Linked DNA regions of Homo sapiens: region 1 is linked to region 2. A link is an interaction called in ENCODE POLR2A ChIA-PET data of the cell type or tissue named here. Cell type or tissue: Panc1. All regions are shown on one strand. Links, peaks and the distances in the headings refer to the core of each region. The heading gives the core; the rest is flanking DNA.

The links. Peaks named below come from ENCODE experiments on the same cell type or tissue, not always from the same donor. Only the 100,000 strongest peaks of a DNase experiment are listed, where the experiment ranks them.
Region 1: POLR2A ChIA-PET joins it to region 2 with 11 read pairs; 3 of 35 experiments call an interaction of 5 or more read pairs at or near these places.

Annotation. Positions count from the first base shown.
Region 1 is chr17:48,169,686-48,180,372 of GRCh38, forward strand. SKAP1 (src kinase associated phosphoprotein 1) reads right to left here. Exons shown (of 13, transcript NM_003726.4): 9 at 10,369-10,563; 10 at 924-974. Among named protein-coding and RNA genes, the nearest start is that of MIR1203, 19 kb to the left of the region's middle. In Panc1, for the core only: no CTCF peak of the experiment used is centred there; no DNase peak of the experiment used is centred there.
Region 2 is chr17:48,252,678-48,265,328 of GRCh38, forward strand. The region is part of intron 4 of SKAP1 (src kinase associated phosphoprotein 1); the gene reads right to left. Among named protein-coding and RNA genes, the nearest start is that of SKAP1-AS2, 35 kb to the right of the region's middle. In Panc1, for the core only: CTCF peaks have their summits at 7,201 and 7,401; no DNase peak of the experiment used is centred there; H3K27ac peaks cover 1,976 bases.

The DNA of each region.
Region 1 (10,687 bases), core at 1,179-9,178, 82 kb before region 2:
AATGAACCTAGAAATGGGGGTTTTGCTGGATGGATAAGGAGAGAAGAAAAAGCACAAGGAAAGGAGAGAGGAGAATAGGAAAAGACAGGGCTAGATAATGGAGAAGGAGCAGGGAGGGAAAGAGGGCAAGAATTCCTAGGCTTAAGATTTTCATAGACTCCCTAAGAAAAATATCAGCCAGTATCTAAATCAGTCATGATTAGGGCTCTGCCGACGGAACGAATGTCCTTGAGGTGGCCCTTGCAATGTGCAGCATTCCTTTACTGACAACCATGGAATAGGTCCTTGGTCCACTTAAGGAGGCTTCAGAGGGGCATCTGACCTTAGAAAGGATGGGCTCACTAACAGCCTGAAGCATGGTTAACAGTCTGGGATGAATAAGATGTAATTTTATATTCAACAAACCTGTTACATATTCATTTCCAAATGTGCCTGGAATCAAACCAGGCTATCAGAAGTCAGCATCACCAAGGAATTTTATCTTTCACCCTGTGTTCACTTTTCAGATCTGACACATTTCCATTCCCCTCTGAACTTGCAATCTCCGGGCCTCTCAGAGAGGAGACATTTCCATTCTTTCCATTCTCAATCCTCTGATCTCTTAGAGATGAGGCAATTCTATTTTCACTGTACTGATATAAGAAATATTGATAGGAAAAAATAAATGTCTGGTTTGGCTTCCCACCCGCTCTAGGATAAATCTTGGCTGTTCTGGGAACATTAATTAAAGTGAATGTATGGCTGCTTTTAAAGTTTAGGTATTTCCCTACCCAGTCACTTTATTTAGGGCTTTGGGGTTCACACACAGGTACCCTCTTAATTATTGAGTTCAGTAATTTTTGTAGTCTCAGAGAAAGGTGCTTTCTCTAATCAGAAGCCCATAATGTCCTACCCAGTGCCTGTGCATTTAGAAGCTCTTATACCTCCTTTTCGTCGAGTGCCACTCTCATCCTCTTCTAGATCATGCTCTTCATCTGGGGGGATAAATGATCAGTATTAGCAATTAGTGGTTCACAGTCTCATGTTCTTTTTTTTTTTTTTCGAGATAGAGTCTTGCTCTGTTGTCTAGGCTGAAGTGCAGTGGAACGATTTTCGGTTCACTGCAAATTCCACGTCTGGGGTTCAAGGGATTCTCCTGCCTCAGCCCCCTGAGGAGCTAGGAGTACAGGTGCCCACCACCACGCCTAATTTTTGTATTTTTAGTAGAGATGGGGTTTCACTATGTTGGCCAGGTTGGTCTTGAACTCCTGGCATCAGGTGATCCACCCTCCTTGGCCTCCCAAGGTATTGGGATTACAGGTGTGAGCTACTGCGTCCAGCCAGTCAGTCTCATGTTCCTTATACGGAAAGGTCCCCTTTCTCTGAGCTCATCATACTCTCTTCTTTAAGGAAAGTTTAATTACTGTTGTTTTTTTTTTTTTTTTTTTTTTTTTAGGCAGAGTTTCACTCTTTGTTGCCCAGGCTGGAGTGCAATGGTGTGATCTTGACTCACTGCAACCTCCACCTTCCGGGTTCAAGCTATTCTTCCCGAGTAGCTCAGCCTCCCGAGTAGCTGGGATTACAGGCTCACAGCACCATGCCCAGCTAATTTTGTATCTTTAGTGAAGATGGGGTTTCTCCATGTTGATCAGGCTGGTCTCAAACTCCTGACCTCAGATGATCCGCCCACCTTGGCCTCCCAAAGTGCTGGGATTACAGGCGTGAGCCACCGTGCCTGGCAATTACTGTGTTCTTAAAAAAAATATTAATTTGTCACCTTCAAACTGGCCCTCTCCTTCCCTTCCCTTTCATTTATTCATAAGCATGTTGAAGTGCTCATTACATGCAAGACATTGCACTAGGAACTGGGGACAAGCAATAAACAAGACTGTCAGAGTTCCTGCCCTTGTGGAGCTTCCAGTCCATTGGATTATTTAGATGTCTATCACCAGAATCCTAATCCTTTTCCTCAAACTCCATTTCTCCTTCCCTCTGGAATTCTCTTCAAAATTATTATCTCTATGCAAGCATTCTCTCTAGTTTTAAGCATTCTAGAGTTAGGATGTTAGAGTGTGTGTGTGTGTGTGTGTGTGTGTGTGAACAACCCTCTGTGATTGGCTGGGTGCGGTGGCTCATGCCTGTAATCCCAACACTTTGGGAGGCCGAGGCGGGCAGATCATGAGGTCAGGAGTTGGAGACCAGCCTGGTCAACATGGTGAAACCCCGTCTGTGCTAAAAATACAAAAATCAGCTGGGCCTGTGGCGGGCGCCTGTAACCCCGGCTACTCAGGAGGCTGAGGCAAGAGAATTGCTTGAATCCAGGAGGCAGAGGTTGCAGTGAGCCGAGATTGTGCCACTGCACTCCAGCCTGGGTGACAGAGCAAGACTCTGTCCTGGGGAAAAAACAAAAAACAAAAAACCCTCTTTGATTAATTAGTCCTTAATCCTTAATGTATCCATCTTTGTTCAGCTGTAATGGAGGCTGGTCATGTACATAATTTTATGTTCCTAGTACTTGGGGCTTGTAGTTATCTTTTTACTGTTTTTATTCAGCATGTCTTGTTCATTAGAGTATAAGCTCCTGAGGGTAGCTGGAATGGTCTTTTAATTAATTGCCGTAGATTCACAATGGGTTCTAACTCAATGCCAGTGTCTAACTCCAGTCAAATGTTTATACGGTCAAAGTCATAACATAATTGGCCTAAGTTTCTTACTCCCATTAACCGGTTTCATCTCGTCACATTACCCGATAAAATAGGAATTGGACCCTTATAATGTAAATATGTGTACCAGAATCATATTTAGCTATTTTATACATGGGGCAAAGTGAAGAAAAATACACTCGTTATTCTTTTCACTACCACCATGCTCTTTTCCCACTCTCTCACTCACACATATATACACACATATGCACAGTAGATAGGGTATAGTAAGCAATGTTTTGAGGGCTGAATACTCAGCTCCTCCTGGCCACATTTACTTTCCTTTCTCCTGAGTCTTAATGACATTTGCTTGTCTTGCTTCTCCATAGTTTTGCCACTAAATGAAACTTTGACATTTCTCTTTCTTTTTTTAAATGTAATGTTTATAGGGCAATATGAGTTCCGGTATGCCAAACTGGGGAAGTAAGCTCCAAGCTCATAGGTAAGAAGGAGCAGCATAAAAATATATTAGAATACTATAAAGCATTAAAGGAGTAATTGATTTCAAGTAAGAAAGAGACTGATATGGCCAGGTGTGGTGGCTCATGCCTGTAATCCCAGCACTCTGGTAGGCTGAGATGGGAGGATCACTTGAGCCCAAGAGTTAGACACCAGCATAGACAACAGAGCAAGACCCTGTCTCTATAAAAAATAAAAATAAAAATTAGCTAGGCACAGTGATGCACACCTGTAGTTCCAGCTACTTGGGAGACTGAAGCAAGAGGATTGCCTGAGCCCAAGAGTTTGAGGCTGCAGTAAGCCATGATTGCGCTACTGCAGTCCAGCCTGGGCCTGGGCAACAGAGCGAGACCTTGTCTCTAAAAAAAAAAAAGGACGGATACTCTGGGAAATAAAATATATATATATATGCCCTACAATATAGTATGGGAAAAGGAGCACTTTGACTCAACAGTTCTTATAGCCATGTATGATCTAGCAGCAGAGAATGTTCTACTTGACACCTGTAGTGCTCCCTCAACCCTACCACGAGGAATAAAACAACCTAAGCTAATGGAGGAGTGAAATCAAATATAGGAAACAGATCATGCTGAAATAAACCACATTAAACATTCTTTGCACATTGTCTTCTCGTTACTCGTCCACTTCCTTCCTTTCTCAGCTATGATGCATTTCTTTTTTGACATGGGACTAATTTTAGGATTGGAAACATTAGAGGAAAAGTTGGTACAACCTCAGTTTTAGAGATACCCAATAATTTGGACAGAGAGCAGCTCTTTTGTTGATATCAAACAACTCCATCACAAAGACCAATAATTTGCTGTGCTTAGGCACTTTTGCAGAGGTTTATTCTACCTCTGCTGTCTGTGCGCAGCTGTCTCTTCCTCCCAATTCTAATCAATGTAAATTGGGTCAGATCTCCACTGTGAATTACAAATTGGATCCGAAGTTGGAGGGTCACAGTGCTGCTACTCCACCTCCTTCCCACCACCATTAGATGGGAAGCTTCACCAAAGATCTTTTCTAAATAAATCAGACTTTATTGTAAAACTCGGCCACTGACGAGACATAACCTCATTAGCATTGATTTTAAAATAAATTATTGAAAGTGGCTTGCCTGCTCTTTGCATTTGTAAAATAGGAGAATGTAAATGTATTTGCAATGATAAAAATGAAAACTAAAACTTAATTCCTTTATTCTTTTGGGCAACAGCACTTAATCTAGTCATAATACAAAGATGGAACAATAGAAATGTGTTCTATGCAGTTCAGTTCCAGACCAGTTACTCTTGATTTCCACTGCACTTTTGGAATCAACTAGAAAGAAAAAAAAAACATTGGCTATAGAGCTTTTATATCATTCACCGCCATTACTAAGCTCTACGATGATGGATGTAAACGGGGAAGCTCCAATCCCCACATCTGTTTTATCTAACACCGTCCTTCCCAGGTGGCTGAAAGTAGGCTCAAATCAAGAAGCCTTCCCATTGATGGGCTTGGCGCTATGCCTCTGGGGTCTTTGGAAGACTGGGTAGGGGGCACTGTCACATAGTGAAGGAAAACACCATTCACAGCTGGTTGTGAAAATTACACCCCTAGACACCTCCCTAGGTTCAGAGGGCACAATACAAATAGGCATACAAGTTATCTCAGATCTTTCCATGAAACTGAACAGGTGTCTTTGCAACCCCAGAGTCAAAGACAACTATTATATGGCAACAGAAAAAAAGTCTTGTTGCTCACAAGAAGGGGTGGGTTAAATAGCTAAAGTTCTCATTTTTATTAATCTTTAATGTGACACTTTAATTTTAAGAGACTATTTTGAAAAATATTTTTTAGGCTAAAGAGCTTGTTGAATTTCTTTATAAGAATATTATTAGGCATTTCAGCATTATGTCTACTGAAATACATCTTCATTTAAGAGTGAATTAAAATTTATGTGCTAGCTCAACTTTAAACAGTAATGGATTATAATGGTCCTTGCTCCTAACAGGGCATATGGGACCCCAACCTTACATAGGTTTTAAACAAATTAACCTCTAAAGATTACTGTCCACTTATCACATTAAATGCTCTACTTGATCCCCAAATATCTCATCTCAATTGGGAAAACAGTTGAAGAAGATTCTGTTAACTGTGTGAACATGTAAGAGAACCATGGGGCATCACAAATGAGCATCAGTATCTGGAGAGTCGATTTCAATAAACATTCTTGGCACAATGTCAGGGACACTAATGAGAGGCTGAGAGGAATAGGACACTGAATCCACCTCAGAGGGACAGAGAGGAGCCAGCAGCTTCTCATGACACCTGGCTATTTTCTGAAGTGCTGCTCTGACACTCCTCTGACATTGGCTACACTGATATCAGAAAGAATAACATTAGAAAAAAATGACTAAATCAGAAAGAGGGGAAATCAGTTACTTCCCCAAATAAAGAAAGTGATAAAAGCTTCAAAAAATGCCAACTGTGTAAATGTGCAACCAGATGTCAAGGTGCTGTGGTGACAGATGCAACAGAAATACAGATAGACTCAAGGTGCAAAGGGGACATGCAGAAAAGTAGAAATAAACTGCTCCCCCGCATGCACAGATATGTTATAAATCCACGGATGTATAGCACCTCATCAGACAACATGCAAAATACAAGCAAGATGCTAATAACACATTTAATTCTCTGTTGTGTATTTGGTTATCTCAACTGTTAGCTCAAAATATTCGCATCCTATTTCAGTGATATGGGCTTGATGTATAAGATATTAAACTCAATTTGTGCTAACTGCAACACTTGGAATGCACTGAATTTAACTTCACAAATAATACCTAAGCATCTACTAACTGGGGAGAAAGACCTGAATACAAATCACTGGTGAGGGCTAAAACAAAGCTTAATTCCAGTTGAGTATCTGGGAAGGTGTCACTGAGGAGACATATTTGAGCAGAATGTGTATGATTTCACAGGCTGAGATCAGGGGGATGGTCTAGGTAGAAGAAACAACATGATTCTAGTTTTGGTGCTGGCCAAGCAGCACTGTGTGGCTGGGGCTCAGTGGGCATGGGAGTAAGACAGAGAAAAGGCCAGAAGTTCAGAGGAGGCCTGATGTTGGTGTTGACTCTTCCCTGATGCTCTTTCTTCATAAACTTTGTATTTTTGGTCTCTATTTTGTTTCATTTCCTTAGACTTCTTATCTTCACTGTTCCCCCTTCCTGTGGGTCTGAACAACTGTACAGGGGGAAAAATAATTCCACAGAATGCTTGTTTCCATTTGACTCAAAATTTTAAAAACTCAGTTATATGCTTTATTTTAAAGCAATCTGGTTTCTAGGTTTATAATAACACCCTGGGGCAGTGTGGGCAGCATTGGAATGTGCACAGAAATTCCCAAAGATGGCTCGTCATCTCTCTTTCCATTTGCTCTTCTGAAATCTCTCTAGAGAACACAGCCAGATTCCGTTGCCATTGCAGCTGCTACAAGGCCCCAGTTACAGCACTTCAATGGTCTCAGACGTCTTGCTGGATCCCAGCCTTGAGACCTCAGACAAAGCGAAACCTGACAAAAGTTGTCCTTTTATGGAATCTTGAATCATGGAGCTGGGCCTATGCTGGCCTGTAAAATAACTTCGGTGGTGGTGGTGGTGGTGGTGAGAGAGGGCTCAGAAAAGCCTCCATTTTCTACATATTGCTTTAGCATTTCTTTGTGGTAGTTCCCTGCAGTTTAATCTACTGCAAATGAGATCCTAAAAAAATCAAGGGCCCACATATGCTCAACACGGATGTTCAGAAATTCCACCAGATACCAACCTTGAAACCATATTTTCCAGGACTAACGTTTTTGTGGCCTGGCTGAAAACCTTGAGGGCTCTGGTTTTCCCTCAAGGGGAGAAGAGTGCTAGCCACATAGCAAATGCTAATTATCCCATGATTAATGTGATGGAGTGAGTTTAATGTGATGACCCATGCGTTATTTTGATTACAAAAAAACATTTTTTATTGACTTGGTATGTATTACATACACTTTTCTCCCTATTAGGAAGCCCATCTAAATTATACTCTGGAAGGAAGGTCTCACTTACATGGCTTTCCCTATAGAGACAGTGTGGGCTTGTGTGGGCCCCATCCCAAAAGGGAGGATTAGCAGAACCGTCAATGTTAAATATCCTCCACAAAGCACATTTACCTATTATAAGGAAACAAATGTTAGAGGCCCACATCATTTGACTCTTGATGGGTATGCAATGTTAGCACAATCCAATGTTACTGTAGGCTGTCCCTCCACCCAGCACCTGGCCTCGTAGTCAAAATGGGCCTGAGCAGAAGGTGCACTCCACATTCCATCTGCTCAGGATTTTCAGTTTCACCTGCTCCATACACATAGCTGGAAATAACCAACTGGACTGTCTCAGGTCTGGTTCGAGAGGGCAGGGACCTAACCATCCCCAGTTCTTCAAGGAGGTAACACTTCCTGTTTAAACACCATCACATTAATAACAGCCAGCATTTACTGAGTACTCACTGTATGCCATTGTTTGCCAGGGTTCTGTGCTAAGAACTTTACACATGTCAGTTCCAGACTCCTCAGCACATCCATCTGAGACAGCTACTATTGTTTTCCCTGTTTTGCAGGTAATACAATCAGACAGAGAGGGCAAGTAACTTGCTCAAGATCTCACAGCTAGCAGGTGGCAGAGCAAATCCATCCTGATTTAGAGCTAGTATCTGTGCCTAGGATACCATTGCTGTCTCATGTGCCGCTGCTTGGTAGATGGTCTTATGAGAGGGCAGCAGAAAGGAGACAGTGTTAGGCCCCCTCACATTCCCTTCTTAATTTCTCCAGGTGTGGCACTATGCAAAATTCAAACAGCAAGTTCAGAAGCAACAGCTAAGTGGAGTGGACAGGAAGCTGGGTGATGGAAACTTGTGGCTGAAATATTCATATCATAATTAAATGCCAATATATCCCACCTCCAACTCTGACTCTAAGAACTGTGATGGATAGAGGCTTATGGGAAAGAACCTGTTGGCTGGGTACAGTGTTGTCCTTTGGAAACTAGGTGCAGTTTAGCTGTTGTTTCCCTAACCTGCAGAAAGAGATCCTGGATTTCCTACTGTGTGGCCTTCCTCACTTCCAATGGGCAGCTGTTGTGGATAGAGGTTAAATGTACCTACAGATGAGTCTTCATGCCCTTGGGGCCACTCCAACATACCAGCTGGTGTAAATTTTGGAAAAATGCCCTGATACTCTGGGCGGTGCTGCATTGGCCAAGGGGAGGAGTTTAGGAGGCAGGAGAAAGATGGTCATTAGGAAGCCAATCATACCTTCATTGCCCACTCCTGGGGTAAGGTGACAGTCCCAAACTCATCTTATTTTTTGAGGACTCTTCCTCTTTATTCACCTTTGCTCTGTGTCTCTAAGCATCAGCCCCCGCCCCCCGACTCCTTTGAAAACGAAACATGGTGCAGAAAAAGGCCCTTTCTTTCCACCCGAGAAGGTTCACTGAGGTTTTCCCAGAGCATTCTTCCACAGTTGTAACCCAAAGTGGAGTGTCACCCGGATATTTCCCCAAGCCTGGGCAGGAGTGAGCAGAATGTGAGCTCACTAGGAAGATTCTGGCCAAGCTGGGGAATGCATCTCCTTTTAGGGAGTATTGTGAATTAGATCCATTTCTGCACCCTGCTGTTGCAATGGAGCCGACTGTGAAAGGGAAGATTCTCAGAGGAGCTGTGTTTTAATGTAGCAATTTGATTCAATTTTCCACTCTATAAAATTACCCATCACTGCTCGTTGCTTTCTAACAGACACCTTCACTCTTAATTTAACAATCCTATCGAATTCTGCCAGGGAAATTGGAAAAATTTATCACCTGTGAAATTTTATTTTCCTTTGGTTGTATCTGTTTTTGTAAAACTTCATTAACGACGATGACTTGCTGAGGAAATTATCATTTTTTTTAACGTCAGACACAAGAAATGGCTCGACCTCAACCAAGATATCATTTGCATAATAAAACACAACAAAAAGGCTGGAGAAGTCGGGACTGGTAGAGGCTGGAAGTGCTAGGAGAAGAAGCAGGCTCTCCTTGGAGGGTGGGTGAAGTCCCCAGCAGGGCAGGGACATGTGGTCACAGTCCTGCCACTTGACTCAGGAAGCAAAGACGTAGCTTCTTCCCCAGGAAGAGATGAATGCAGTGTGGAGAGGGTTGGACGCTCTTCTTAGGAAGCCTTGAAATGCAAGTTGCCTACTGATGATGCTTTCAGCAACCAGCCCTGTCTTCAGGGACTTGAGTGTTAGATTCACCTTAGCTCTTAGGTTCATCTGGGATTGAGGTTCATCTGGGTTCATCTGGGATCTAAATTGTTATAAATTTAGGCTTAACTTGAATTTCTCAGCAGAGCACTGAACTCCTGGCAAATTTCCATAGGAATGATCTTTCTGAATGGACTTGAAGATTAGCGTTCCTGTGGTCTAACTACTTCACAATTAAAAGGCTCAGGCTTTGGTTCTCCACTGTCTGACCCCCACTGAGCTTTGCACCATTCACCAGCTGCTGTTATCCCCACCAGACATGGCTATGCAGAAGCAGTGATGACTATACATTTTTTGAGATGCTAGTTTTCATGCCTTTGGAAGAAAGGAAATATATTGAGTAGACCTGCTGTAATGATGAGCAGATAAAACATGTTAGGGTTATTTTTAAGAGATGTGATTTGATTCATGGTATATCTGAACTAGGTAATAATGAGTTGTTCTCTATCAAGGTTTACTATCAAGGTTTGGTCTATCAAGGTATTACTAGAAAGGTTGGTCAGCATTTGCATATTTCAGAGTTTTGAAATCCTTCATAATTTTGAAGCGATTTTCCATTATTCTCACAACTACACACCAAAAAGTTGAAACTAGAGAATTTTGATGACTCATTCCAAAACTCACAATAAACCAATAAAAACCAACGTAAGTATTGTTGACTCTTTAACCTGGTGGACACATGTAAAAAGTTACTTCACATGGCATGGATAGAAGACACTCATTAATCAAATTCTTCTTGCTCCCAGAGCAAGGCAGAGCCTCATTACCCACTTCCCTACAATCTCATAAAGCGTCCCACATTATCTCCTTCAGAGGATGAGGGTTAGATTTGGCTTCCTTTGGAATTTTCAAAGTTATTATTCTTCCACCAGGTCATGAATTTCTGAAACTAGCATAAGATAATCAGAGGACAAAATTTCTCACCTGGCAAGACTTCATAAATATCTTCTTCTTCTTTCTCCTCTGTAGGCTCTTTTATCCCCACACTCCCAGGCAAGATAGTGGGTCTGCACTGGGAACCACAACTTGGGGAGTCAAAACCATCAATATCATCATATGTCTCTTCTTTTTCTTCTTCCTCCTCATCCTCTTCATATGGAATGGTTAAGGAGCTCAGATCTAACAAGGCAAAGATGAGAATGAATCAAGAAACAGAGAAAAAGAAAATAAGACAGGAAAGGAAAGAGGGAGAAGGAGGAGGAGGGATGAGAGTAAAATATGTCAAATGAAAATGAAACATTAG
Region 2 (12,651 bases), core at 1-8,000:
AGACTGTGTGATAAAAATGGCCAAAGCTCTAAGCTAGTGTGTGTGTGTGTGTGTGTGTGTGTGTGTGTGTGTGTGTGTATGTGCTCATGTGTGTACAGATCCAGCTACTTACAACCACAGCCAATATGAGGGAGGAACTTTGATTTATATACTGTACTTAAGTCAAGTTTTCCTAATTGCATCAGCTTCCCTGGAGGTCTCTGCTGCTTTATTGCTGGAGTAGATGCTATAGAACTTCTCTCGGGTTTAATGGCATAGTAAGAGTTGTATTTGCTTTTCAGATTTTGAAAACTGGATACAAATTGTTGTCTAGGTTTTAAGACCACAGATTGAGTGACATCATTCTGGTCCCCAGTGGGAACATGTCACTGTGGTCCTCTGGTCACTCTTCACTTAAAGAACTGCAACATGAAGTAAGCATGATAGGTTTCAGGTTGTGAGCCATCCTAGCTCTTACTAAAGGGGGGCTGTCAATCTTTCTCTGGAGATTTGCAAGGTGGGAGTATAAAGAGAGGCTAAGGCTGAGGCAAGGATGAAATGGTTTCTACGAGTCCCCTCTAAGATTCCAGGGGGACACTTAGAAGTCTAACCCTTAAAACTTTGGATTCTTTTTTTCTGAGTCTTTTTCTGGGCCTTCAAGTTGTGGCAAGGCCTAGAATTAAGAAGCAAGGGGAAGGAGGGAGAAGGAAAGATAAATGTAAGAACAGAGATGGTTTTCCAGAGATGAGCATGGGATATTTGCCAAACAATCCACACTACTCTTGACTCAAGACAGTGCTAGCAGTTTTATGAGCAATGGCTTCATTTCTCTCTAAAATTACACGTGGCATTTCTTGGTGTGATTTTATAGAGATATTATGGTTGTTGTTTTCTCCAAGGGAATCCAAATTAGGTACGGATTAGGATGGCTACAGGATACTTCTCTTAGGCATAGGTGCCGGACTCATCTCTCCCCACTGAACCTGGACCCTGCTGTGTTCTGTAATAGACCTCTTCTTCTATACGACTGTGGAAGGGACCAGAGCCAATGCCACCTCATGCCTTCCTTATCTCTCTCTGAGAGATCAAGAGATGCTCTGGCTGCCACCAAGGGGAGGAAAGGACCAGAGTTCAGATAAACTTTTGATAAAGTGCCATAGCAAACCCCTCATCAGAAGGCAGGAAAGGTCACACAGTAAAAAATAATAATAAGAAGAAAATATAACTGCTTTCTTATGAGGAAAATATTATGAGTTCTTCCCCTTTTTCAGCTTTTATGGAAGGAGATTCTGCCAGTTCCTTCAGAAAAAAATAAGAAAAAGTAGTTTTAAAATGAGATTATGCACCTTCAGGGTGCCATTAGGAAGTTTTACTGTACTGAGATGACATGAAAGCTCTGGAATTAATATCCCTGAGATGCTTCAAACCTGCAATAGCAATTATTGTACTACGTGTCCCTGGATAAATAATAGGGCCATTCAACTAATTAGCTTCAGTGATTTCAACTCCCTGTAAATTCTCTCTCACTCGGCTATAAAAATAACACTAGGAAAACTTTTGGTAAGAGAAACTTCCTTCAAGAGATGTTTTCTTTTCCTTTTTTCCCCCTTCAGTTCATAATGTGCAATGTGTAAAGTAACTTTCACTCCTAATCACAAAGCTAGAATGGAATATGCAAAATTTGCACATTATTAATTGCCATTTACTGCTACTGAACATATTGATTTAAATCTCTAAATCTTGCCTTCCACATATGACATAAATGTTTGAGAAATTTAAACTAGTTTCTTGATACATAGTATAAGCAATCATGTCTGCATGGGCAATAAAGTATAAATCCCAAGTGCACATATATATAGATGTATTGTTAAAGAGAAACAAAAGAATTACTTAAGTCCACACTACAATATATTATAGCCATGTTATTTTAGAGAATTTTGACAACACATTAGCTTTTCAATGGTGTTCATGGAATATTAATTCATTCTGTCATATTTACTGAACGCCTACTAGATGCAAGATGTAAAGTTGCTTCTGTATGTTGTCTTAGAAGAAAAGTAGATTTATTTAACTTAAACATACTATTATTCCTGCTTAAGTGACAAGGATTCTCTTATACTTCTGTCACCTAGAAATACCATAAAATTCTGCAAATTCCAAGCAATAAGGATGTAAACTTCAATAATACAAGCAAATACAATTCTAACATCATCAGCAATGGTCTGAAAATCTATGATATGATCCCAAGAGCACTTGAATTTTCTTATAGCTTGGGCTTTTGTTTTGTTTTTCTTTTTTCCTTTGGGTAAGCTGTTGAGATTTCTTCTTTCCCTTTCATGGAAACTTCTCTACACATTGAAATGAATCAGAAGCTCCTCCCCTGGATGGGCTAGTACTCCTCCTTCAAATGCTGAACGTCATCACAGGAGAGACAGAGGGACCTAGTGAAAGGCAGATGGTGATAAGCTCATACTTGGTGAAGAAAGGAAGAGGAAAAGAGTCTGAAACCTCTTATTGGGCTTATCTTGTTTTTAATTAACAGAATATAATTAAAATTCAAGCCAGACAAAATGACTGGATCTTAAATCAGAATTATGTCTAAGAGTGGAGACTGCAGTCATCTGTTTGCACTCATTAAAGGTGACCTCCACTACTTTCTGGGTCTCCCATTTTGCACTGCTACTTATAGGCAAGTTCTTTTTTTATTTCTTAGCCACATAAAAAAGGATTTTTTTCCTTTCTGCACCAGTACTAACTAAATATATATATATGTATATATATATATTTACATATAGTTGTACTGCACATTAGGATAAAGAATATGGTATAACAGGATACAATATAATAGATTTTTAAAAATCTTGACCTTTCTCTATAATTATTACATTCAAAATGATTCCCCTAACATTGATAATCATGTAATCTGGCAGAGAAACTAATTTTCCAGTAAAAAATTTGAAGGTTAAAGTTTTCCCTAACTTAAACAAAACGTGGCTAGAGATTATAGTTTTTGTTTTACAATCATCCCACAATATTCAAACATTCTAGTCTTACTACCTCAAAATCTACACCTAAGAGCTATCTAGGAGGTTTGTAATATCAACCCCCATAATTTTTCCTTCGAAGAGATCTGCAGCCTCAGCTTATGAAAAATGCAGTCTGTTCACCCTAGGAGAATATAAGTCATAACGTTTGTTTTGGAAATCTATTTTACCCAATATTTCTCAATGAAATAAATTGTATAAATGAAATAAAACTGACACTGCAATATTTACTAAATCACTACCGTCTGCTCTCTGCTTAACACTCTGGCTATCATTGGTTTCTCCTTCTTCAGTTTAGCAGCCGAAAGAGCAAAGGAAAAAGGCTTCTGCAAAGATGCATTTTTAAATCAATATAAATAAGGTTATAAAATAGCCACACTTAGCATGGTTTCCTCCTTCCTTGTCATCCCCATGCATTTGTCACTTTCTCACTGGCTTCTCTTCTTAATAATGTGCATTCTTCAGTTTACCAAAATGTGTGTGTGTGTGTGTGTGTGAGGAGTTCACACATAGAACTAGGGCAAAAAGGTCCAGAGAGTAGTGTAAGAGAGAAAAATTCAAGTAAATCAATCCCATGTAAACTTTATTAATGGTCTGATATTACATACAGACTGAATGATGAAAAAATTGTTAATTATAATTGACATTCTTATTTGAAAATAACTATTAATAAAAATGAAATATTTAAAGGTGAAAGTGGTTAGCCAAAAGATACTTTTAAATATCAAGTCTACAAATAAAAAGAAACAAAAATATTTTCAGGGCCCCGAAGAGCAAATGTTCCTTTTAGTCTGTGGCATCACGGAGTCACACTGTTACATTGACAATGAAGGAGACTAGACTCCACCAGCATCCTAGTCCTAGTTTTCAGGATAGCTGTGAGGTAGTGTACAAAGCCTCATGCAGAGAAATTCCCCTTTATTCTGTGGAGAATTTGATTCATGAAGGAGCAGGACTGATCTGTTTATCAGTGCTGAGAAAGTCTTGTAAAGGACATTGCCTATGAAAGGAGAGAAGGAAGGTAAAAATGGGACAGGAGGCTCTGAGGGCTCCTTTGGCAATTGAAGGTAAGGAAGGAAGAAGCTAAGCTATAAATAAAAAATATTTCTAGAAATGGTATGTGGATGATGCATTATTAATGATGGTGAAATACATCTCAATATGGAGGGGAGAGTGGCCACATCTTAAGATGGAATAGTCACTTGGTCCAAACACTGCTGATGCTCTTGTGATTTTAGAAGGATGCAAAATACCCCCTAAAGTCAAAGAGGTTTTAAGTGTTCACATGTCTACTTGATTAAGCACAAGGATGATACTAAAGAACTAATATGCAATAAAGAGATGAAAAAACACACAATGTTATTTTGATAATCTCAAATGTTTAAGCCTCACAACTGTATGAGAGCCTAGCTTACTGTCATTTAAAATTTTTTTTTTTTGTATTTTAAAAGGTCTATCTTAACTTTTAAAAACAAGTCTCATTACCTACAGAGTCTAGAAAGTACTGACTGTAGCTTGAGGTTATGAAACTGAAGGATTCCTGACTTACTGTTCTCCATTTTAACCGCTAGATGTATTTTCTGTTAACATATTCTGGGGTTAAAAAAATTGGCCTTTTTCACATTTACCTGGATTCCCAAGTATGTATCCAAACAGTATTTAGCCAGTTTACTACAAACACAAATCTTACATGTGGAGCTATGTGTGAAGGTATTATAATTATAGCAGTAATGCAAATATGGTAAAGAGGACCAAAACAGGTGACAGATGGTCACAGACTTAAGACTTATAACTTAAAAATGCAGCTTCACTTTGAAGGATGTATTGTGGTACATCCATGGACATTCAGAAAATTTGTCGGAAACTTACAAAGAAGGAAGATGGTTAGCAGCTTAATATACTCTTTTCTTTTCTTTTTTCTTTCTTTCTTTTTTTTTTTTTTTTTTTTGGTTATCTAGATGGGAGATTTAGTCCTGGTGCCTGAATTTGAGGGTCTCTCACACTGCTCATCTCAACAATCAATTTTTACTGCTGTAGAAGATAATAATGGTAATAACACTATAGAAAAAAACTACCATGACCTATAAGTTATTAGTCTTTTAAAAATAACTGTAGTGTATGCAGCTTCTTCATTTCCTGAAGTAGAAGAGAAGCTGATAGTTGGAGCCTCTGAAGCTGTTCATATATCTCCTGAATGCATGCAAGAGGTTGATTTGCTCACAAAGGAAGAGCAGCTTTGAGAATGGGCCACATGGATGAGAAAAGCGACCCAACATTAGAAATCTGCTGAGGACAATCACCTTCTGGCCCACCTGTCTTCTTGCACCAAGTTCCAGCAAAAAGCTCGCATCATGACACACTAGTGCTTTATCATCCTACAACAAAAAAAAGTCAGGATTCGAGGCCAGTTAAAGTGATGCTCTTAGGTAGCAAATTGTCAGTATTCCCAAAAGGACAGTCCTCTGATGGTGCTTTTGATACTGAAATTTCAAAGATCTCTGTTCACCTGAATGACATCCATAAATTAAGTCTCCCACAAAGTCCAAAATGTTCTTCTATTGCATTTAACAGAGAAGATACAAAATATAAAACTTTATTTCATGTGTGTGCAGATTTCCATATGCTTAACAAGAACTCACCTGGTTTCTATATTATGTGAAAAGATTGTCCTTATAAGACAAATTATATTCTAGTCACTTTCAAATGAAGTGGATTCACCAAGCACACAGTTTATCTCAGGATCTGGAAGCCTTCCTTAAAGCATGACTGTGCAACAAGAGTTTTAATGCCACTCCACTCTGTAATGCACTGCATGTTAACAAGATTTATATACATTACTGGTGCCGTTAAGGAAACTTAAATGACTTGCAGTTTCTCTAGATGAGATTTTAAAAAATCTTAAAAAGGGTGTGTAGCATACAAATGAAATCAGATTACATTAGAAGTTGTTTAAAAGTACAAACATAATACTGCTTGTGTACCAGCTATGGAACACACAGCAAAGACTTGTTTTACTTCAGACAAGCATTCTACAGTCACTGAACATAAAAAACCATAAAGTTACAGCTGCTTTTAAAATGTCACTTAGGGACAAACTGTATAGATGGGAAATTAGATAGTACTGAATGGTTCTGGAGAAGGACCAGGCCTGTACTCTGAACTCCTAACTCTGCATTCATGAGAAAGAATAAAATATTTCTCATCACTAATCATGTTTTCATATGTAGGTACCTGTACCTACAATGTGATCCAAATAATTTATCAGATTCAGAATGATTAATACTTTCCAAACTATACTTAAAATTGAGTCTAGTTATATTGTATGAAAATTGAGAAAAATGAGGTAGATGATGTTTGGGTAACAATTAAAATTTTAGGCAGATGCTTGAATGTCCGTAATTTTTTAAAATGGGGGACTCTACAGTACATGCTGCAAAAATGACTCAAGCTAGGATTTTCAGAATAACCTATATTTTAAAAGTGCAGAACAATGTCAAATCTTTAAGCTTTCAAGCAGAGGATTCGCAATAAAATGAAATCATTAGGCAAAGAGTGGTCACTGTTACGATAAGAAGAAAAAATAATTCAAAATTCTCATATCTATTATTATATTAGAATAGTTCACTTTCTTCTCTACATAATAACATTGGGTATTAAAGAGCCATTTATGCATACCTTATTATTATTTATGAAATTACAAATACACACAGTGTCTGATAACTCATCTCTCTGTATTAAATAGGAACATACATTGTTTTTTAAAATGTCTGCCTTTTACAATGTGTTAGGTAACAGCTTTCCATAGCGTAATCATGAATGCATTATATAATGTGCTTTATAAGAAATTATTAAGGATTATGACTATAGCAATGTAATTCGAATATAAATATGAATAAAGCATTTAGGAATGATATTTTCACTTAGACTGTTACCTACATAATTTGCAGCAATACAATTATCATAGAAGAAGACATACATTTACAGAAAAAGCTGTTGCTACGAATGTTAGTAAAAATCCTATAACGTAGGTGTTTTTCTAGCAACTTCACAAAACCCATGCCTTTAAAAACATGAGGAGAATCCACAATGCCACCTACAGTTTTCTTGACAGTAATCTTGCCTTGGCAGGAAAAAAGGTCAGCTTTATTTGAAAAGCCAGGTGCATGTAAATTTCCAAACTGCAAGTAGGTGGCAGTGGAGACATTTCTGGATGGCCCTTCTCAGTTGGAAATGTAAAAGGAGGAGGAAGCTTCCTTAAAAACAAGTTAAAAACATACTAAAATAAATAATTTCCTGAAATGTAACCTTCCAGATCACCATTAAGAGCTAATAAATTATTTGTCTTTAGGGACCAAAATCCCACCAATCTCTTAATGAAGACAACCATAGCATGAAAAGTGAGCAGCATGGATGACAAAATTAGAAAAAAATGAAAAGAGAGAAGTGTTGGACAATTGTTTCCCACAAATCTAAAAGAAATAATTAGGAATTTGATGTGGACAAGAAACTCCGAGGCTAGCAGCATGAAATACATAAATTTAAAACTAGTAACTTAGCATTTTAAGAAGCCATTAAGAAATCTCCTGTTTGAATGTGAATTTAAGAGTAAGGGAGATGAGTTTATTAGGATCTGGTCTTTAATGAAGAATATCAATTGAGTCCATCAAAAAATTGTGTACAAGAGGCTATTAAACAATGTAGACATATTTAAAGTGTGCTCAACTATAAACAAACACTAGAAACATTAGAATAAAACCACCTGAATTGTCTTTCAAGGTTAATGAGTTGGCATTTAGATTCATTCCATTCTCAAGTTTACTTGCAAAGATAAGAAGGGTCATTAAGTTGTATTATCGGTTCAATTTAATTGATTTGACTCGTGGACATCATATTAGAAACTGGAAAATGCCCAAGAATAAACACTGGAGGGGTGTGTGTGTGTATCAATATACATGGAAAGAAACAGGTAAATGTGTTGTAAGATGGAAAAAAAGGAAGTTAATGACATTATTTATATCGGAATCACCACGTGAAAAGAAATCAAGGTAAACGTCCAGATCAAAGCTTTTTCACACCATGACTATCTCGAATCAGCTTTTCTCCTTTCCTTAATTGGTTAACCACACACACACAGTTTAACAACAAAGGCAACCAAGTGGTCAAGGGATGCAAGAAACCTGGTGAAAACAAATGCCACGTTCTTAGTACTACTGTTCCCCTGCCTGGAACATTCTTCTTCTGTTCATCTTTTAAGATTCACCTCAAAATCCAGATACTCTAAAATGCTGTTCGGAATCCCTGATGTGAATTTAATCACTCCCTCTCCTGCAGTATTTAAAAAAACTTCTATTATAGCAATTATCACATTTTAGAATTAGAATTATTATAGTTGTGTTTGGATCTGAACGACCCCTAAGTCTGCAAGTCCTAGGAGGGCAGGGGTCAGTCCTTGACAATTTTTGGAAAATTTCTGATGCCATGCTCTGCAAGGATGTTTATCTGAATTAGTTGAAAGGATGACTTAAAACCATCTCTCAAAATACGCCATGCTTTAATGCTGTGGACAGTAAAGAATCTATGCTTTGGTGAACAACAGAAGAGTGACATGCCTGTGACTCACTCTGAATAGAGCCTTATAAAGCCTTAAAAAGAAATGTGGCACCAACCTTTACCCTCTCCTTATATACGCAGGAATCCTTGGGAGCTACAGGGTTAGTTTGGTTGCTAGGAGTAAGGCCTGAGAATTATTAGTGAACTGGCATCCTGGAAGCAGTAGGGGGCGTTTTACGCTGAGGATGCTATTGGAGGATGTACTCACAGACTGTGTGATGGGCGGTCACCTAGTCATTGTCCTGGTGACCTTTTAAATGTAAGCAGCAGGAAGCATAACTCAGGCCTGGTAGCAGTGATCAGAGTCATGGGGGAACAAACTGTAAAAATTCCAAAGCAAGGGCCATACTGAACCCAGAATTCTCAAATTCAGGAAGAAACTTCCTAGGCTAATTAATAGAGTTTGTTACTTAGGTTTCCCACATCAAAAGGGATTTGGTGTCGTTGTTTTCTACCCTTTCTATTCCTTGCCCCCTTATGGCATTACAGGTTCCTTTTGTTTTATGGTGGGGGAAAAAACCATACACACAATGAAAGAATATTGAAAAAGTTCTGTAAAAGCTCCCCTGAGAGAGAAAAATCTCTGGAAGTCATTCTTCCTCTTGGAAAGGCGTTGGATCAATTTCATTCTTCTCCAGATAACACATAAAACTCAGCACAGGCTATGTAAGTAAAAGAAAGTTTCAGTGAGGGTTTGTTTCTTGCTGCCAAGGGTCTGCAACTTCGAATTGCCTGAAATACTGAACATATTGAGACATGAATGCTGCAAACATCTAAAAATATTAGTAGTGTGGCTGCCTACAAAGAAGATGGAGGGCCTACCTGAGGCGGCAGAGCCTCTTACATTGGAGGGTTGGAGAGAATCATCCACCTGCAGGAGGCCCCCAGTCAGGAGGTTAGAAGACCATATTTAAGAAGAAGGAATCACAGTCCAAGTTCGGCCTCAAACCAGTACATTTTAAGAGTCTCAGTAGATAGCAAAGAGATCATAAAAATGACTCACCAAAAGGCATATATTAAAATTGGACTGGGATGCATTTTTAAGAAAGCCAGAAAACTCCAAGAGCATAGCTTCAGAATAAGAACAACACATGGTTTTTTGGGGGGGAAGTTTAATAAACTGCAGTTTTGGATTACCTTAATCCATATCCTTAATCCACAAAATTCTGTCATTCACTGTTTTGGGCAATGTGACATTATATTTTATTGTAAAGTATTATAGTATATTTCTGTTTGATGAGTAAAAACTTGAACAATTAAAATAAACAATGTATATTGTAATCTCATTGCATGAAGATTTGATTTTCCTATTCTGTTGTAAATTTTAAATTTCTTATCCTGTTAAAAAGCCCATAAAACAGATTTTGTGAACATATGTTTTATGAGCCAATGCCAAAGTAAGAGTGGTAAATCCCTCAGTCACAGACATAATCTTCAGAAGTCAACACTTAATTATTCAGCTTGTAGATTTTCCATGCTTTCCTGTCCCTCCTCCTTGGTATTTCATTGCACACACACACTTCTTTTAGAAAGCAGGCAAACAAAAGAAGTAGAAGAGATGAAACTCAGACTTGAAGGTGTGGATATCTGTAACATTACTTTGAAATGTTGTCAGCAAGGAAAAAGAAGCTAAAAGATAATAAAAATTGTTATCATTTAAGAATAGCTTTCATTTCAAAACAGTATTTCATGTGCATTTTTTTTCAAATGTCTGTTTAAAAGTTTTTGCAAATTAATTGTGGTTAGGATGTTTCAAACTAACACAGTAAATAGATTTTCACCTCAAAATTGTACCTACTTAAAAACATTTAAATTTTACTTAATACTGACTTTTAGGTTGATTCTTCAGTAAACAAAGTGAGAGCTTGTCATTAACTACCAGCAGGTGGTGGTATTCACAAATAGGGTACAAGAAATACTGAAAGGGCTATGAGTATAACCAATATGTGGTTCAGATTTATGGATTATGGATTTTAAAACATTTTTAATGGAGTTGTCAGCACACTGAAACTACTTCCATTCCCATCTGTTCCATATGAATGTGGAAACTTGGAAGTCACCTTAAAATATGTGCCTGTAGAAAGTTTTGCATTAAGAACATTGGGTCTCTTTATAAAAGCAGACAAATATTTTCTATTTTTAAATATTTAAATTTTCTGTATAACAATGAGCTTCAAACATGCACAAGTATCCTGACTCTTCCAATATTTTGGGGGCCTCTAGGTTTAGAATCTGATCTATCTTCTATTCAGGGCAGACACGTATCAAGAGGGAGCACTGACTGTATACTTTAGCCAAGCTAACCTGAGCAAATGCTGAATGGTGGGCACTGTGCACACAGTTGCTATGGAGAAAATATGTCCGTTCTTGTCTCCAAAAAAAAGGTCCCAGGTTTCAGAGGATACAGAAGCAACAAGAGGCGGTGAACTCCAGTCATCGAGTCAACAGCTTCAGGGGCTTTAGGAACAGGCTGAAATTATTTGGTTTTGACCGCCAGATGACCTCCATTGCTGCCCAGTCTGATGGACAGTCGGACCATTAGTTCTTTTAACACACATTCTTTTCCTGAAACACAGACACCACTCTGCGTTTGCACAGAGCAAGAAAGGAGAGCAAACGAGAGTGTCTGAAAGGGAGAGACAGAGACGTACATTTGCAGAGAAACTTCTAAACCAGCCGCAACCCTTCTACTGTTTTAGGGCCTAGGACTAGAGGAATTCAATCCAAGCAAAGAGACATCAGCTTTTTTTTTTTTATCTAACTTAAAAATCTGACTTTAGACTACAATTAGGCAAGATTATATCTAATAAATGTCCAAAACAAAAACATGGAAATGGTTAAAATTGATTTTTTGTATTTTCTAAAGCATTTGATATCTAGCTTAAAAATCAGCAACACTACTTTATATATATATACAAAATGTATACATATATATGTTTATACATATATATATACACACACACAGAGATCAGAAATAAAGAGGTCTTACTATGTTCTACCTAATGTTAGTTCAGGCTTACTGCAAAATTGTTTTCCACTACATACTACCCAGTTCTTTGAAATCCATTTAATGAGTTTAATTCCCAGGCCACATTACTGTGGTATATGAGATTCAATGTACATTTTATTTGTTTTCTTGGTATGCATGTGTTTTGATGTGTGAATGAAAAGTAACTTTGGTCTTATTATTCTTATAAAACAAATCAGGAGCTAAGCTTTGCTTTCAGACAACCTATTAATCCAAGGCAAAACTGAAAAGCACAAAGATTGTACTCCAAAGAGACCCATAAAGATACTGAACTTTGCCAGGAAATGGGGAGGGAAAAGGGAGTAGAAAAGGAAATTTAGGTAGAGGATAAAATTTTCTATAGATGATGAATCATTCTATCTTTAAATAAAGCAATACTTAAACTTACATTTAATCAAATCTACAAAACACACACACACACACACACACACACACACACACACACCCTCCATCTCCATTTTCTTGTGGTTGTGGCTGACAGAACTGTACTTGTCCCCAGCCTCTTCTGATTTTCCTCTTGGGATAAGTGATGAGCTATGCTGCAGTCAACGAGGAAACATCTGTTTGACTTTCCGAAGCTGGCATGGGGAGCTGAAGTCTGAATCACAAATGCCACTTTCATAAACAGGTCTCCCACAGGAACCTTGCTAAAAACATGACTCTACTGGGGTGAGCCACAGCTCTGGTGAGTGATGGGGAAGGCTGCTCTCCTTTCCAGCTATTTGAAACAATATACACTTTTTATAGGATTTGTCTGTGGTGGGATTTAATGAATTCCAATCTGTTAACAGACGTACCTGAATCCAGTTTTAATTTGGGAAGTTAGTTCATACTGAAGCTCCAAAGGCTCTAAATCTGGGAATTTTTAATTAGTAAGAAAGCTATGGCTGGGTGCGGTGGCTCACACCTGTAATCCCAGCACTTTGGGAGGCTGAGGGAGGCGGATCACGAGGTCAGGAGTTCAAGACCAGCCTGGCCAACATGGTGAAA